2 separate regions of the Homo sapiens genome follow, and region 1 is linked to region 2. Evidence: chromatin loops called from intact Hi-C (ENCODE). Cell type or tissue: natural killer cell. All regions are shown on one strand. Each heading gives the region's core, and the rest is flanking DNA. Links, peaks and the distances in the headings are about the cores only. Region 1 overlaps LOC124900167 (a long non-coding RNA gene). Region 2 has its middle 73 kb from the start of COQ2.

What was found. Peaks named below come from ENCODE experiments on the same cell type or tissue, not always from the same donor. Only the 100,000 strongest peaks of a DNase experiment are listed, where the experiment ranks them.
Region 1: it touches region 2 in a loop (5-fold over the local background); 6 of 110 quality-filtered maps call a loop at or near these places.

What each region holds. Positions count from the first base shown.
Region 1 is chr4:83,134,348-83,142,683 of GRCh38, reverse strand. LOC124900167 (a long non-coding RNA gene) reads left to right here. Exons shown (of 5, transcript XR_007058167.1): 5 at 3,178-3,225. Among named protein-coding and RNA genes, the nearest start is that of PLAC8, 24 kb to the right of the region's middle. RefSeq lists an enhancer at 2,714-3,008. In natural killer cell, for the core only: no CTCF peak of the experiment used is centred there; DNase peaks (open chromatin) are centred at 2,413 and 3,503; H3K27ac peaks cover 2,454 bases.
Region 2 is chr4:83,207,789-83,216,124 of GRCh38, reverse strand. No RefSeq gene overlaps it. Among named protein-coding and RNA genes, the nearest start is that of COQ2, 73 kb to the left of the region's middle. RefSeq lists a silencer at 3,478-3,527. In natural killer cell, for the core only: no CTCF peak of the experiment used is centred there; a DNase peak (open chromatin) is centred at 3,474; H3K27ac peaks cover 3,700 bases.

The DNA of each region.
Region 1 (8,336 bases), core at 161-8,160, 73 kb after region 2:
CAGCCTCCCAAGTATCTGGGACCAGAGACATGCAACACCATGCCTGGCTAACTTTTGTATTTTTTGTAAAGATGGAGTGTTACCATGTTGCTCAGGCTAGTCTTCAACTCCTGGGCTCAAGTGAATCTCCCGCCTCAACCTCCCAAAGTGTGATTATAGGCATGAGCCACTGCACCCGGCCAACTGATGAACTCTTGGCATCTGTTTTCTCTACATTTTCTCCTGGAGGTTTTAGGCACCTCACACTTAACAAGTTGAAAAACAGCTTTAGATTTTCTCAACACCTATTCTTCCACCCAGATCTGATCTTCCCCATTTTGTTTTCTGGCTCCACCCTCCACCTGGCTGCTGAAGCTAGAAAACAAGAAGTAATCCTGAATTTCTTCCTATCCCCTAATCTAACTCATTTGCATAAAGCTTTTCTTGATTGCGCGTCTCAGAGTTTGGACTCATGTACTCTTGAAGGCTGGAGACATTTTAAGAAAATGGCTACCTGTTGGCTGGGCACAGCGGCTCACACCTGTAATCCCAGCACTTTTGGAAGGCCGAGGCGGGCAGATCACGAGGTCAGGAGATCGAGACCATCCTGGCTAACACGGTGAAACCCCGTCTCTAATAAAAATACAAAAAATTAGCGGGGTGTGGTGGCGGGCGCCTGTAGTCCCAGCTACTCAGGAGGCTGAGGCAGGAGAATAGCGTGAACCCGGGAGGCGGAGCTTGCAGTGAGCTGAGATGGTGCCACTGTACTCCAGCCTGGTGACAGAGTGAGACTCATCTCAAAAAAAAGAAAAGAAAATGCCTATCTGTTTACTGCTAGAAATTTATATCTTTTTCTCTGAGTGAAAATTGGGAATTCCTGTAGAAGATTCTTCTTTTCTGGGAAAAAAGAATTTTGTTTTCAGTTTTTCAAAAAAGCTGTCTTGTTTTGAACTAATCACCTGATGTTTTAAAAGCATATCTTCAATCTGAATGAAAGTTTAGAGTTCACGGGAGCAGATAACTAACTTGGTTTTATTTTATTTTATTTTATTTTATTTATTTATTTTTTGAGATGGAGTCTCGCTCTGTCCCCCAGGCTGGAGTGCAGCGGCACGGTCTCAACTCACTGCAAGCTCCACATCCCGGGTTCATGCCATTCTCCTGCCTCAGCCTCCTGAGTAGCTGGGACTACAGGCGCCCGCCACCACGCCCGGCTAATTTTTTGTGTTTTTTAGTACAGATAGGGTTTCACCGTGTTAGCCAGGATGGTCTCGATCTCCTGACCTCGTGATCCGCCTGCCTCGGCCTCCCAAAGTGCTGGGATTACAGGCGTGAGCCACAGCGCCCGGCCTTATTTTATTTTTTGAGATGGAGTCTCACGCTGTTGCCCAGGCTGGAGGGCAGTGGTGCAATCTCGGCTCACTGCAACATCCTCTCCCAGGTTCAAGTGATTCTTCTGTCTCAGTCTTCCGAGTAGCTGGGATTACAGGCACGCGTCACCATACCCGGTTCATTTTTGTATCTTTTTTTTTTTTTTTTTTAATTGAGCCTTGCTCTGTCGCCAGGCTGGAGTGCGGTGGTGCAATCTCGGCTCACTGCAACCTCCGCCTGCCAGGTTCAAGTGATTCTCCTGCCTCATCCTCCCCAGTAGCTGGGACTATAAGTGCCCGCCCCCACACCCAGCTAATTTTTTGTATTTTTAGTAGACAGGGTTTCACCATGTTGGCCCAGATGGTCTCCATCTCTTGACCTCGTGATCCACCTGCCTAGGCCCCCCAACAGGCGTGAGCCACTGTGCCCAGTCTCATTTTTGTATTTTTAGTAGAGATGGGGTTTTGCCATGCTGTCCAGGCTGGTTTCCAATTCCTGACCTCAAGTGATCTGCTCCCGTTGGCCTCCCAAAGTGCTGGGATTACAGGCGTGAGCCACCGTGCCTGGCCTCTAACTTGGTTTTAGATGACAATTATTAACAGTTGTGTCTCAGCCTGAACAAACAAAACCATAAGCTCTCTCCTCCAGCAGCCATTCCTGAGTCTACAGGCCAGACTGAAAAGACCTGATAAACACTGTCTCCTGAAAGACAGCAGATTGGGGGTAAAACAGAGGATAAAGGAGCATAAAAGAATAATCATTTAGGGGAAAGGGTATTGGTTTCTGTTCTTCAAATTTAAAACTGGAGATCCATCAGCCTCAGCATCTCAGATTAACACATCTGCTCTGTTCCGTTTCAATCAATAAAAACAAAAAGATGAACAATGAGACATTTTTGGTCATACAAATGTAAGATCAGTCTCTGTCCCCCACTTCCTATCTTTGGGAACTTTCTGGACTTTATGAAGTTGTCCAAAGGCAATTACATCAGATTAGAATATTAAATATACTGTTTAATAATCTAGAAGTCTGTCCCCTGCTGGTGGTGTGGGAGCTTGGTGAGCAGGGGAAGGAGTACAGCAGGGAGATGTTTTTCATGAGATGCCATGAGGAGGAGGAAAAGACTAAAACTGCCTTTGCAAAGATTATGACAGCGAGAGAAGTCTAGCATGGCTGACTGCATCTTGCTTCTAGTCTCACTAGGTGACTGTCCTCACTCATTCCCTGGCATACACCAAGCTAACCACAGGAGGAATTTAGTTTATAGTTTAACTTTGAAGCAAGGATAACAGTCTCTCCCTAAAACTAGCCCCCTCCTTTCTCAGGGACTAAGACCACCTTTGTAAGACTAATGAAAAGCCACAAGATTAGAATTATGGGAGGGACTTGAATTTTGCTAAAACGTAGGCATGGTTAAAGAATAACCAGCCCTTGTTTTTCTATAATCCCTTACTGCTCGGAAGTCATGAAGCCAGAGTTCACAAGACTTGTGGCTGCCCAAATTGCTCCTACGGATAACATCACTGGCTGACCCCACCTGGACCCATGACTCATGACTCAGCTAGTACTGTGGCCTCCACCCAAAGGCAGACTTAACACATGAGGACTGTTTTCCACATCCCTATGATTCCATCCTCAACCAGTCAGCAGCACCCATTCCCTAGCTCCCTACCTGACAAATTATACATTAAAACCCTTGCCTCTAAGCTCTTGGGGAGGCTGATTTGAGTAATAAACTCTCATTGGTTGCTTGGCTAGCCATGTGTTAATTAGACTCTTTCTCTACTGCAATAGTGGTGTCTCAGTGCATTGGTTTTATCTGTGCAGTAGGCAAGAAGAACCTGATGGGTGATTACAAAAGGAGGAGGAATTCTGGAGGTCCTGAACCTGGGAGAGGACAGAAGAGGGAAGAAATGCTTTAAGGGAAGTATGGGGTTCCTGGGTGCTGGCTTTTATTTTTCTCCACTAAACAGTGCTGTAGGGAGGCTTATTTCTGAAAACAAGGACATGCCATTGAACGACTTATTTGTAAATGTCCTTGCTCATTCTTAAGCTCATACTATGTGCCGTGTGGCTTTGAAGGCAGGCACCTCACTGCTTGGTGTTTCTGCTGAAATCACATGGTCACCCACTGTCTATGAACACGGCCCCTAAACCCTGTCATTCTGCTGCCAGGCCCTCTCTGTGGGCTGTGGCTTTGTAAGGGAAGAGGCAGTCACGATTCTCCTCCAGATGCAAATATTCAGCCCTCACTCTGACATGTTTCACAGTTTAATTTCTTTCTCTACTATCACTGGGTCAAAATTCTTGAAACAAACAAAAGGATATAACCTGACAAATTATTTTGCAGACAAAGTCCACCATGCTGCCAGGCTTTGCTGCTTCCTGAAAATACTGTTTTTTGCTTGCTTTTCTTCCAAATGATAAGCAGATCTCAGATTACATATGTGGCTTTGCTATTATTGTCTTCTTTTCCCTCTTGACAAATGAGAAGTTCAATGCTCATTGAAGCTCTTTGTAAAGCTGTGCTATAAGAACTGGCATTATGGAGTACAGGTCTTTTCCCTGTTCACAGTGTTTGTGACCAAACTCAGGTGAGCTTTTAGGCCCAAGAGATTACTGATGCTTAGTGGATTACACTTTGCATTTAACAAACCCTGTTCCTACACCAGTATATCATCTCTTTTAACAAAATCTAGGAAATAGTAGGAAGGCCGTATTTCCACTTTTTTTTTTTAAGAGACAAGGTCTTGCTCTGTCACCCAGGCTGGGGTGCATAGTTTACTGCAGCCTCAAACTCCTGGGCTCAAGCAATTCTTCTGCCTCAGCCTCCCAAGTAGCTGGGACTACAGGTGCATGTCACCATGCCTGGCTAATTAAATAAAAAGTATTTTTTTGTGCAGAGGGAATCTTGCCACGTTGCCCAGGCTGGTCTGAAACTCCTGGCCTCAAGTGATCCTCCTACCTTGGCCTCCAAAAGTGTTAAGATTACAGGTGTGAGCCATTGCACCAGCCCTTATCTCCACTTTAGTGGTGAGGAATCTGCAGCTGAGAAAGGCCAAGCAATATGCTTGACTTCACACACTGGCAAGGGGATTGGTGAGGCGTGAATTCCTCTCCAGGCTCTTCTGCCTTTGCCAGCCCCTGCCTATGGGGCCACCCTCGGCTCTGACCATGGCCCCTGCTCTCCACACTCTCACACTGCTCCTGAGCAATCTCATCCTCTTACAGTTTTAACTGTCAGCTGGATGCTGATGATTTCGAAATGTATATCTCCATCCCAGACCATTCTGAGCTCCTGTGTTCAAATTTCAGCTAAATGTCTCTACTTGGGTGTCTCATGGGCGTCTCAAACTCAACATGTCCCCAAGCAAACTCTGAGTTATGTGTTGCACTCAAGCTTTCTCCTCCTCCTATATCATTTCCTCTCCTCCTTCCCTTCCTCTCTCTCACTCTCTCACTTCATTTTTATTTCTGAGAATTTGGGGTTTTTCTGCCTGATTACTCTTCTTAGTTTCAATTTCAGGACTTTAATAGATGAGAACATATGGAATTTTTGTTTAAGAATGGTAGAAAGTGGATGGGTGCGGTGGCTCACACCTGTAATCCCAGCACTTCGGGAGGCCAAAGTGGGCGGATCACAAGGTCAGGAGATCGAGACCATCCTGGCTAACACAGTGAAACCCCATCTCTAATAAAAACAGAAAAAATTAGCCGGGCGTGGTTGTGGGTGCCTGTAGTCCCAACTACTCGGGAGGCTGAGGCAACAGAATGGCGTGAACCTGGGAGGCGGAGCTTGCAGTGAGCCGAGATCATGCCACTGCACTCCAGCCTGGGCAACAGAGCAAGACTCCATCTCAAAAAAATAAATAAATAAAAGAATGGCAGGAAGTAAAAACATCCATTTGAGGAAAAACGAAGCAATCAGAACTTTAAAGACTAGATATTACAACTCTGAAACACTTAACAAAAAGTAAATTCACCATGAAAGTACTAATTTGTCATTTGAATACAAAATGTTTATCACTATAAACTAAGGGGAAATGACTAAATTTATATGTATGTGTGTCCTCTGTAGATATGTCCTGTTCTCTGACACCTGTGGGAAGTAATTGTCCACTGTTTAGCAGAAATTCTGATTTGCCTCATTTTTTCATTTCTCTCTTACCAAAAATAACTCTTTTTGTTCCTGTTGTTTTCTCCTGACATTTACTTTTTAGGGTCTAGCTTTATCCAGATCTGAAAATCCAGACAATCCATTTACTTCTGTCTGTATCAGGAAACAGAGGCCTGGGTCTAGAGACAGGGTCTTGGTGAGGGAAGGACTCAAAACCATGGGATACAGCATGACCGGGCAGCACCACAGCTGTGGAAGGTGAGAAAGTTTGGCAGCATATGAGTCAAGGCATATGGATCTACATAGAGAGGAAAAGTATCCTGTCCTTGGGTAGGAGAGCTGGGTTGGGCATTAGTTGGTAGTTTTGTGTTTACTGATCTCATCTTGTTAAAACCATTTCATGATGGTTGTAGATTCTGGGGACCCAGAGTGTGAAGGGCCTGGAGAAGTGGTGATATGGTTTGGCTGTGTCCCCACCCAAATCTCATCTTGAGTTTAACTCTCACAGTTCCCACGTGTCATGCGAGGAACCCAGTGGGAGGTGATTGAATTTTGGGGACAGGTCTTTCCTGCACTGTTCTTGTGATAGTGAATGAGTCCCCCAAGATCTGATGGTTTTAAAAATGGGAGTTTCTCTGCACAAGTCCTCCCTTTGCCTGCTGCCATCCACATAAGATATGACTTGCCTTCCACCATAATTGTGAAGCTTCCTGAGCAACGTGGAACTGTGAGTTCTCCATTAAACTTCTTTCTTTGTAAATTGCCCAGTCTCGGGTATGTCTTTATCAGCAGCTTGAAAATGAACTAATACAGTAAATTGGTACCAGTAGAGTCAGGTGTTGCTGAAAAGATACCTGAAAATGTGGAAGCAACTTTGGAATGGGGTAACAGGCAGAGGTTGGAACAGTTTGGAGGGCTCAGAAGAAGACAAGAAAATGTGGGAAATTTTGGAACTTCCTAGAGATTTGTTGAATGGCTTTGACAAAAATGCCAATAGTGATATGAACAATAAAGTCCAGGCTGAGATGGTCTCAGATGGAGATGAGGAACTTGTTGGGAACTGGAGCAAAGGTGACTCTTCTTATGTTTTAGCAAAGAGACTGGTGGCATTTTGCCCCTGCCCTAGAGATTTGTGGAATTTTGAACTTGAGAGAGATGATTTAGGGTATCTAGCGGAAGAAATTTCTAAGCAGCAAAGCATTCAAGAGGTGACTTGGGTGCTGTTAAAGGCATTTAGTTTTATAAGGGAAACAGAGCATAAAAGTTTGGAAAATTTGCAGCCTGACAATGCAATAGAAAAGAAAAACCCTTTTTCTGAGGAGAAATTCAAGCCAGCTGCAGAAATTTGCATAAGTAATGAGGCGTCGGATGTTAATACCCAAGACAACAGGGAAAATGTCTCCAGGTCATGTCAGAGGTTTTCACGGCAGCCCCTCCCATCACAGGCCCAGAGGCCTAGGAGGAAAAAGCAGTTTCATGGGCTGGGCCCAGGGTCCCCATGCTGTGTGCAGCCTAGGGACTTGGTGCCCTGAGGCCCAGCTGCTCCAGCCATGGCTAAAAGGGGCCAACACAGAGCTCAGGCCGTGGCTTCAGAGGGTGCAAGCCTCAAGCTTTGGCAGCTTCCACGTGGTGTTGAGTCTGTGAGTACACAGATGTCAAGAATTGAGGTTTGGGAACCTCCACCTAGATTTCAGAAGATGTATGGAAATGCCTGGATGTCCAAGCAGAGGTCTGCTGCAAGGGCAGGGCTCTTGTGGAGAACCCTTCTGCTAGTGTGGAAGGGAAATGTGGGATTGGAGCTCCCACACAGAGTCCCTACTTGGACACTGCCTAGTGAAGCTGTGAGAAGAGGGCCACCATCCTCCGGAGCCCAGAATGGTAGATCCACTGACAGCTTACACTGTCCACTTGGAAAAGCTGCAAACACTCAACACCAGCCCGTGAAAGCATCTGGGAGGGAGGCGAAAGCATCTAGGAGGGAGGCTGTAACAGGGGCTGAACTGCCCAAGACCATGGGAACCCCCGTCTTGCATCAGTGTGACCTGGATATGAGACATGAAGTCAAAGGAGATCATTTTGGAGCTTTAAGGTTTGCCTGCCCTGCTGGATTTCGGACTTGTATGGCCCCGGTAGCCCCTTTGTTTTGGCCAATTTCTCCCATTTGCAATGGCTGTATTTACCCAATGCCTGTACTCCCATCGTATCTAGGAAGTAACTAATTTGCTTTTTATTTTACAATCTTTCCAGCTCATAGGCAGAAGGGATTTGCTTTGTTTCAGATGAGATGTTGGACTGTGGGCTTTTGAGTTAATGGTGAAATGAGTTAAGACTTTGGGGGGACTGTTAGGAAGGCACGATTGGTTTTGAAATGTGAGGACATGAGATTTTGGAGGGCCAGGAGCAACATGATATGGTTTGGCTCCGTCCCCAGCCAAATCTCACGTTGAATTATAACTCCCACAATCCCCACATGTCATGGGAGGAACCCAGTGGGAGGTGATTGAATTATGGGGATGGGTCTTTCCTGCACAGTCCTCATGATAGTGAATGAGTCTCACAAGATCTGATGGTTTTAAAAACAGGAGTTTCCCTGCACAAGTTCTCTTCTGTTGTCTGCCTCCATGTGAGACATGCCTTTCACCTTCTGCCATGATTGTGAGGCTTCCCCAGCCACATGGAACTGTAAGTCCAATAAACCTCTTTCTTTTGTAAATTGCCCAGTCTTAGGTATGTCTTTATCAGCAGCATGAAAACAGACTAATACAAGTGGGCAGAACTGAATAACAAACAGAGAAAGAGGAGTGGGGGGTCCTCCACCATACAGGGATTGTATCAACTTCTGAATCAAGGTGAAGGTAAACTGCAACAG
Region 2 (8,336 bases), core at 162-8,161:
GTTTTCCCAATTCCATTTGTTGAGAAACTATCCTTTCCCCATTGTGTTGTCTTGACACTCTTGTCAAAGATCATTTGATGATATACATGAGAGTTTATTTCTGGGCTCCTTATTCTGTACCATTGGTCTATATGTCTGTCTTTATGTCAGTGACATTCTGTTTTAATTACCCTACCTCTGTAATGCTTTAAAATCAGGAAGTGTGAGGCTTCCAGCCTTGTTTTCCTTTCTCAAGATGTTTTGGCTATTTTTGAGATTCTATATGGATTTTAGTATTTTTTTTCTATTTCTATAAACAATGACATTGGAATCTTTGATAAGCATTGCATTGGATCTGTATATTGCTTTGTGTAGTATGGATATTTTAATGCTTCCAATCCCTGAACATGAGATGTCTTTCTGTTTGTGTCTTATTTAATTTCATTTAGCAATGTTTTACAGTTTACTATATGCCTTTCACTTTCTTGGATAAGTATTTTATTTATTTGATGCTGTTGTAAATGGGATTGTTTTATTAACTTTTTTCAGATTACTCATTGTCAGTCTTTAAAAATGCAACTGATTTTTGTGCGCTGAATTTGTATCCTCCAACTTTGCTAAATGTATTAGTTCTAACAGTTTTTTATTTTTCTGGAATATTTCAGATTTTCTACAAATAAGATTATATTATTTGCAAACATATATAATTTTTTTCTTCCTTTCTAATTTGAGTGCCTTTTATTTCTTTTTCTTACCTAATTGTTTGGGCTAGTACTACCCATAGTATGTTGAGTAGAAATGTAGAAAATGGACATTCTTGTCTTGTTTCTGATCTTGAAAGAAAGCCTTCAGTTTTTCACCGCTGGGTATGATTATTAGCTATAGCCTTTATTATGTCAAGATAATTTCCTTCCATTTCTGAGCTGAGTCTGTACCTGCTCCTGTACCTGTTCTCAGAAAAAGCCAGCTATGGGTGAAGAGACGGTGTGGAGAGAGGCCCACCAAAAACCTGGCAGGCTTCAGAGTTTTCTAGTGCTGAGTGGTCAAGTGTCCCTCTGGTCTGCTTAACACTTCCTCTACCTAACCCTTCCTCAGAAATCACTGTCTTCCCTCATTCAAGAGGAGGAGAAAGAGAGTGAACAGTGTACCAAGTGCTGACATGCATTATCTCATTGAAGCCTCACTAGGTATTACTATCTGCATTTTGTAGATGAGAGAAGTGAGGCTCGTGAAGTTTAAGCAACTTGCACAACCAGCGTCAAATAAGTGGACAATTAGAAGTGGTGGAGATTGGACCCTAAAATGAGTCTTTCCAGACATAATACCCAGGTTCTTCCCACTGTAGCTCCTTCTCTCATTCATTCAACGAATGCCTACTACGTGCCTTTCCCTGTGCTAGGAGCTCAGAGAACTACAAGGAAAAGCAAGATGTGGCACCTGCATTCAAGGAAACCACTGCTAAGAGAGGATATAAATGCCAAATCTGTAATTATAACAGATAGAAAAAAGTGCTACAGGGTGTAAACACTATGGGAGCACAGACAAGCAGGGATTCTGGGGTATGAGTTGAGATCCGCTCACCCAAAGCAATGTCCAGTCCTGCAAGCGCCTTTTACAGTAAGTGCCCTATATAGGTGTACCATTTTTAATATTTTATACTGTATTTTTATTATACTTTTCCTACATTTAAATACACAAATACCATTGTGTTACAGTTGCCTAGAGTATTCAGTATAGTAACATGCTGTACAGGTTTGTACCTAGGAGAACTAGGCTATACCATATAGCCTAGGTGTGTAGTAGGCTATACCATCTAGGTTTGTGTAAGTGCACTCTATGATGTTCACACAAGGACAAAATTGCTTACCAATGCATTTTCAAGAGTGTATCCCTGTTGTTAAATGATGCATGACTATATTATCATCATTATTATCCTCTGATCAAACTCTCCAGTGCCTTCCACTCTGACTCAGATAAAAGCTGAAGTCTTTACAGTGGCCTATGAAACCCAACATCAGGGGTGTCCAATCTTTTGGCTTCCCTGGGCCACATTGGAAGAATAATTGTCTTGGGCTACACATAAAATATACTAACTCTAATGATAGCTGATGAGCTAAAAGAAAAAAAAATCTCATGATGGTTTAAGAAAGTTTACGTATTTGTGTTGGCTGCATTTAAAGCCATCCTGGACTGCATGAGGCCTGTGGGTACCTGCGGGTTGGACAAGCTTGCCCTACGTGTTCTGACCCCGGTTATCTCCTGTTTCTCTCACTCATGTTTTCTCTACTCAAGCCATCCTGACCTCTTTGCTCTTCCTTGAAAGTGCCAGGCATGCTCCCACCTCAGGACCTTTGCACATGCAGTACCTTTGCCTGGAGGGCTCTTCCCCAGGTCTCTGCCTGGCTCGCTGCATAATTCCTCCACATTTCTGCTCACATGTCACTTTCCCTGACTACCCTATCAAAAATTGCAAACAACCCCACTGCAATACTTCCCTATTGTATTTTTCTCCATATTTTCTATTACCATCTAATATGCCACATAATCGATTTAGTTTTCCTATTTATCTGTTTCCCTCACTTAAGCTCTACCAGGGCAGAATTTTTGCCTGTTTCATTTGCTTCTGTAACCCCAGTATCTACAACAGTGCCTGACACAGAGTAGGTGCTCAATAACTGTTTATTCATTATATCAGTTAATTACTTAATGGCAAGTCTGCACTGACACTCCAACATCTCTGGTTTTATTAAATGTCTCTCATAACTGTGGTGATTATTTCTGTATTGGCAGACATGCAATTAATCCATTATGTACAATATGCAAACACTCTGTTGGAGACAGATACACAGTGACATATGAGACATGGCAGTCCCTTGTCTCCAAGAAGCTGTGGTTTGACCAGAAACGGAATATCTGAAATTGAGACAGTTCTCAAAAGTCTGGAAACCATGGTTCCCGGTGTCCCAGACTGGAATCTGCAGAAAGAGCAGCAGAGAGAAAGTCTTTGCCATGTCTTAAAAACTAAGTGTCTGGTCCAGTGGTCCACTGAGCATGTTGTTCATTCTGGGCCTGAGAACATCTAGTGAGGATAGCTAATGTTCATATAGTTCAGTGAAATTAATACTAATTAACAACCAGGTACACCATGAAACTATCTGAAGAAACCTGCTCCCTGGTTTTAATAGAGAAGTGGATTCTTGCCTGTGTTACTGTTAACTTTTACAATTGTGTCTTGTTAATGCTTTCCTGTCCATTTTTCCCATGATTGTGTCAATTTAGGGGAAGAGAGCAGAGTAGACATCATTTTCTCAAGATTTGCATCAAGTCAAACGGCACTTTTTTTCCCCTCCCAAACAGGACCATATTTGTCCTTTCCTTTGCTGAAAGTAGCACTAACATAGTAAGTGATAGGTCAGGTGTTACTTCCTTGCCCAGGTGTTGATTCTAATTTTGGCACCAAATCGTGTATATTTAAGCAGAAACCTCACAGAGGGTGTGTTTCACACTGTGCGCATATCAAAACAGGTTTCAGCTGGTGTGGGTGCCCACAATTCAACTAACTCCACCTGTGCAGTAACCAAACCCTCCTACAGAACAAAACCAACTTGAATGTTTGGCTGCAGTCAACAGTGATTAAGAACACAGTCCTGAAGCTTTGTATTCAGAAGGAAAATTCTTGTCTGTCACGCCCTCCACCACCCCCACCCACACCCACACCTCAGCCTAGGTGGGGTTGTTGAGTTTCATTCTTCCAAAGCACCCCTTTGCAATACTTAGCATGTCTGTAGTTGTGTGTTCGTTTGTGATTATCTGCCTTCCCTCACTATAGTGTCAGCTCAGTAAGGGACTGACTGTATTTTCACACTTGCTGCAGCATTCAAATGCCTTGCTCGGTAAGTGTGCAATACACATGCGCATTGATGAGTGGCTGACAACTTTCCAGCTGTGCCAAATGTATGGGGACGTAAAGAGGACCTCCAAATGTAACCAGAACACCCACATTTAATCCGAACTCTGCCCCCTTCTAGCTTTGTGACTCTGGAAGTCCTTCAGCCTCTCTGAGCTTCTATGTCTTCATCTGCAAAATAAAAATGATAATGATATTCTCCTCCGAGGCATTTCTAAGGAGTAAATGAGACTGACTTCTAAGTGCTCGGTAGACATCCAGTGGTCATAAGACAGATTCATTTAAATGGTAAACACGTTAAGCACTAATGTTATAAAATAACTGCTTAGTGGAAAATAAGATGAGATTTTAAAATTGAGGATATGGTCATCTATATCTTTGCCATTTAAAATAAGTTTGAGGGAAAAAAGGATACCCGTAAGCGCGTAGGAAATTGTGGAAGTGGCTGCAAATAAACGCGTATTTATTGTCTGCTTTATAGTTTCTAGACTGCAAGTGCCTTGTGCTACTTTATTTTCGAGTGCTGAATCCAGCCTAGGCACAGTCAATACATATTAACTAAATGGATGACCACCTGACCTATATCAGCTCTACATTTCCTCCAGCTGTTAATCTGCCCACTCCTTCAAGCACAAGGCATTTGACTAATACCTGGGAATGAAATTGCTTTACCTGGATTCAGTCTTATGATGTTTATGAATCCAGCACTGAATACTGCTTTCTCTTTGTTTAAGGTTGTATGAAGCTACTGATTCTGTGAATTAGCCAAAACATTGCCCTAATTTCTATGGGTACCTAGTGACTCTGGTCACATCCTCACTTCCCAGGGATGTGTTAAGGTCACCCACCCAGGCAGAGCTTTTAGGGACCAGTCCAAAAAAAAGAAAAGTAGGACTGGGCACGGTGGCTCACACCTGTAATCCCAGCACTTTGGGAGGCCGAGGCCAGCGGGTCACCTGAGGTTTGGCGTTCAAGACCACCCTGACCAACATGGAGAAACCCCGTCTCTATTGAAAATACAAAATTATCCGGGCGTGGTGGTGCATGCCTGTAATCCCAGCTACTCGGGAGGCTGAGGCAGGAGAATCACTTGAACCTGGGAGGCGGAGGTTGCGGTGAGCCAAGATCATGCCACTGCATTCCAGCCTGGGCAACAAGAGCAAAACTCCATCTCTAAATAAATAAATAAATAAATAAATGTAACCATCAGGATGGTTGTCGGCCTGGGGGAGGAGGAAAGGGGGAATTGTGGTTTTGTGGGTAGAGCATTTCAGTTTTGCAAGATGAAAAGTTTCTGGAGATTGGTGGCACAACAGTGTAAATATACTTAACATTACTGAGCTATGCACTAAAAATCATTAAGGTAAATTTTTTGTGTTTTCTACCATAATTTTAAAAATGTAGCTATCAGAGTCTTTACAATACACTGAGGAAGCCACCATGAAATAAAGATGCTGTATTTTATTTTATGGCTGTGTATGGAAAGCTTGGGGTGTCCTTCCCTCCAGAATTCTTGCAAACATAAGAACAGGTCTGCAGGACCAAATAGGAATAAAATATCTTCCAAATATTTCACATCGCAAAGATGAAAACTGACCTTAGAAAATGACTGTCTACGCTATGAAATAGTGTATGGAAGTTATTAAATATTTGTACGAAGTACATGAACCCCAATTAACTCTGCTTTTTCACCAGAGACAAATCAAAGTAATTGAACTGAAATTTATTGCAATGCTTGGGTTTTGAACAAAGGCCTAGCAATGATAAAGCTTCTCTAGCAATGACTACAGACCTGTCGGGGTGAATACACACCTGGTTTCGGCTCACAGAGTTCTCCAGCTCCATTCAAGTTACTCTGCCAAAGTAATAAGCCTTTTGTCTTCTTGCTTCACAAGGCAAGGTTACCTAGGGTTCAATGCCTAATGGTAGTAGAATGGGTTTTCAATAGTTACATATACCTTCTTTAGAAATCAGACTAGCCTCATCCAACAGCTTTGTCTCTTGTCATATTTCAGCCATTGTTTTAGGCAGCAACGTTCTAAATACAGTTAATCCAGAGCTTTTCAAATTCCTCATTTGCTTTTGTTTCTTAAAGCATTCAATATTGCTGATCATGCCTCCTTTTTGAAAAGCTCTCTACAGCTTTGTCTCTAGCTGTGGTTTTCTGTTTTTCTTTCTCCTCTGACTCCATACTTCTTGCTGCCTTTGCTCCCTTGCTTCTTTCTCTTCTATTCATTCAGTGAATATTGATGGAGTGAGGCACTCTCAGCAGGGAGCAAAATAGATGTGAAGCCTGCTCCCGGGGGTGCAACTGAGAAATAAGAGATAGGTGTGGATCAAATCATCACAGTAACAAGAGTCAACTTGCAATGACTGCCCATGCTGGGGACACTGGGCCATGAGTGGTCAAGGAAGACTGGGACTGAGATCTGAAGCACGAGTGGGTGTGTATTGATGAGGTGAAAAAGCAAGGTCATAACCCCAGTGTTCACTCCCTAGGCAGGCTCCATCCTTTACCAAAAGCCTTAATTTGCATTGTGCTTACTGATTTGCAAATCACTTCCACCCATATCTTGTCATGCTAATATTCTGAATGAGGAAAGACGGGCATTATTAGCCCTTCACAGAATTGAAGACACAAGGTTAGAGCCCTTAAATGGCATACCCAGAGCCACGTGGTCAGTAAGTAACACCACTGGACTGACCATAAGTCCTGGGAGTATCACCTCTCTTTCTTGGTGACTCATTCACTCACCATCACGACCTCAACTCTCACCTCAACAGAAAACTCTTAGATTCCCCCTCTCTGTTCAGATGTACATTTCGTATTAGCTGCTAAATATTTCCACCTGGATATTCCAATAATGTCACCTAAACAAAATATCTAAAACTATTAGTCCTCTACAAAAGCCAGTTTTGCTTTTGAAATTTCCTACATTTGTTCTAATGGTATTGTTCTGCCAGCCAGTTGGGGCCAAAGCCTGGAATCCATTCTCTTCTCCTTCTCATTTCACCATGGCTCCTGGGTGAGTCACCAAATCCTCTGAGGATCCCTTCACAAAGATGTGTCCATCTGTCCAATTTCATCTCCATTTCTATTTCTACTCCCTGGATCAGTGTGTCATTCACAACTGTTGGGCAGCAACCATCTGCTCCTACTCTGTCTACGATACCATAGGCAGCTCCTACTCGGTCTATGATACCATCTTCCCCTCAAGGAGTATACAGCCAAAAGGGAAGATCAGACACATCCACAAACACCCAGAGATCATAATCCAAAGCTGAAAATGCTGTGTCATTACATAAATACTTACTATGTGCCTGACATGTGTCACAAATTCTTCTGGAATTCCTGCTGAAATTCTTGCTGCAAGCTAATTCTTCCTTTGCTCTGGAGCACTAGATGTATAAGAATAAGAAGAAGACTGGAATAGTAAGAAGACATGCTTTCTGTGCTTCAAGGGGAAAGAAAGGACTAGAACATAAGCTCCACAAAGGCAGAGAGTTTTGTCTGTTTTGGTTCACCACTGTATCCTCAGCTTTTAGAACAGTGCTGGACACTTAGTAGGCTCTTAGTAAATACTTGCTGAATGAAAGACAGAATGAGCAAATTTGTAACTGCACTTCTGGCTTCACTTGGCCGTGTCTTGGAGGTCCCCTCCCTAGAATGCAAACATGGATTAAGGCTGACTGGTTATTCATTTGCAAGATAGATACCATGTACTCATAATTTTCCCTCCCCTCTCATACTGAGCCACTGTTCTTGACCCCAACGCAGGACCCCTAATTCTTTTTCTCTTGGAAGGAGTTATACCCTAGGGGGCTTTTTGAGTCCTCATGAGAATAGATTCTTGTAGGCCCACCCCATCAGTTCTCCTGAGTAAATGTGGACTGAAAACAGCTGCCTACAATCCTAAAATAGGATTCCCCAACCACACCCCAAAACTTCCGATCACCTGGACTCTCATCACCTGAGATAAACCTTATTAACATTTTGATGGCATTTCCTTGATGCATCTCACTATATATTCATATATCTATCTATAATTTTACATAAAAGGAATCATACTATATGTAAGAGTTAAAGAAAGAGGAAAGAAACAAGAAAAGTGGCTCAACAGTCAAAGACAGGTTTACTTTGGAGAATAAACCTGAGAGAGGCTTCTAGCCAATTTCAGTCAGGAGCATTCTCTTTTAAAGACTAAGGGTATTTAAGGGTTTAGGAAGAGGGTAGCTTATCGCAGGCGCAGGCTTGGAATGTTTCTTTGTGAGGGAAAGTTTATTGCAGGGTTGGAATGTCTCTGGAATGTCTCAGGTTAGAATGTTTATTGCAGGGTGGGGAGGCTATCTTGGGTTGGCATGTTTGTGGTCAGAGGGCGGTTTATCTTAGGGTTGGAATGTTTTTGGTTATGGTGACATTAGCCATTAGGCTGATGTTTTGGGGCTGGAT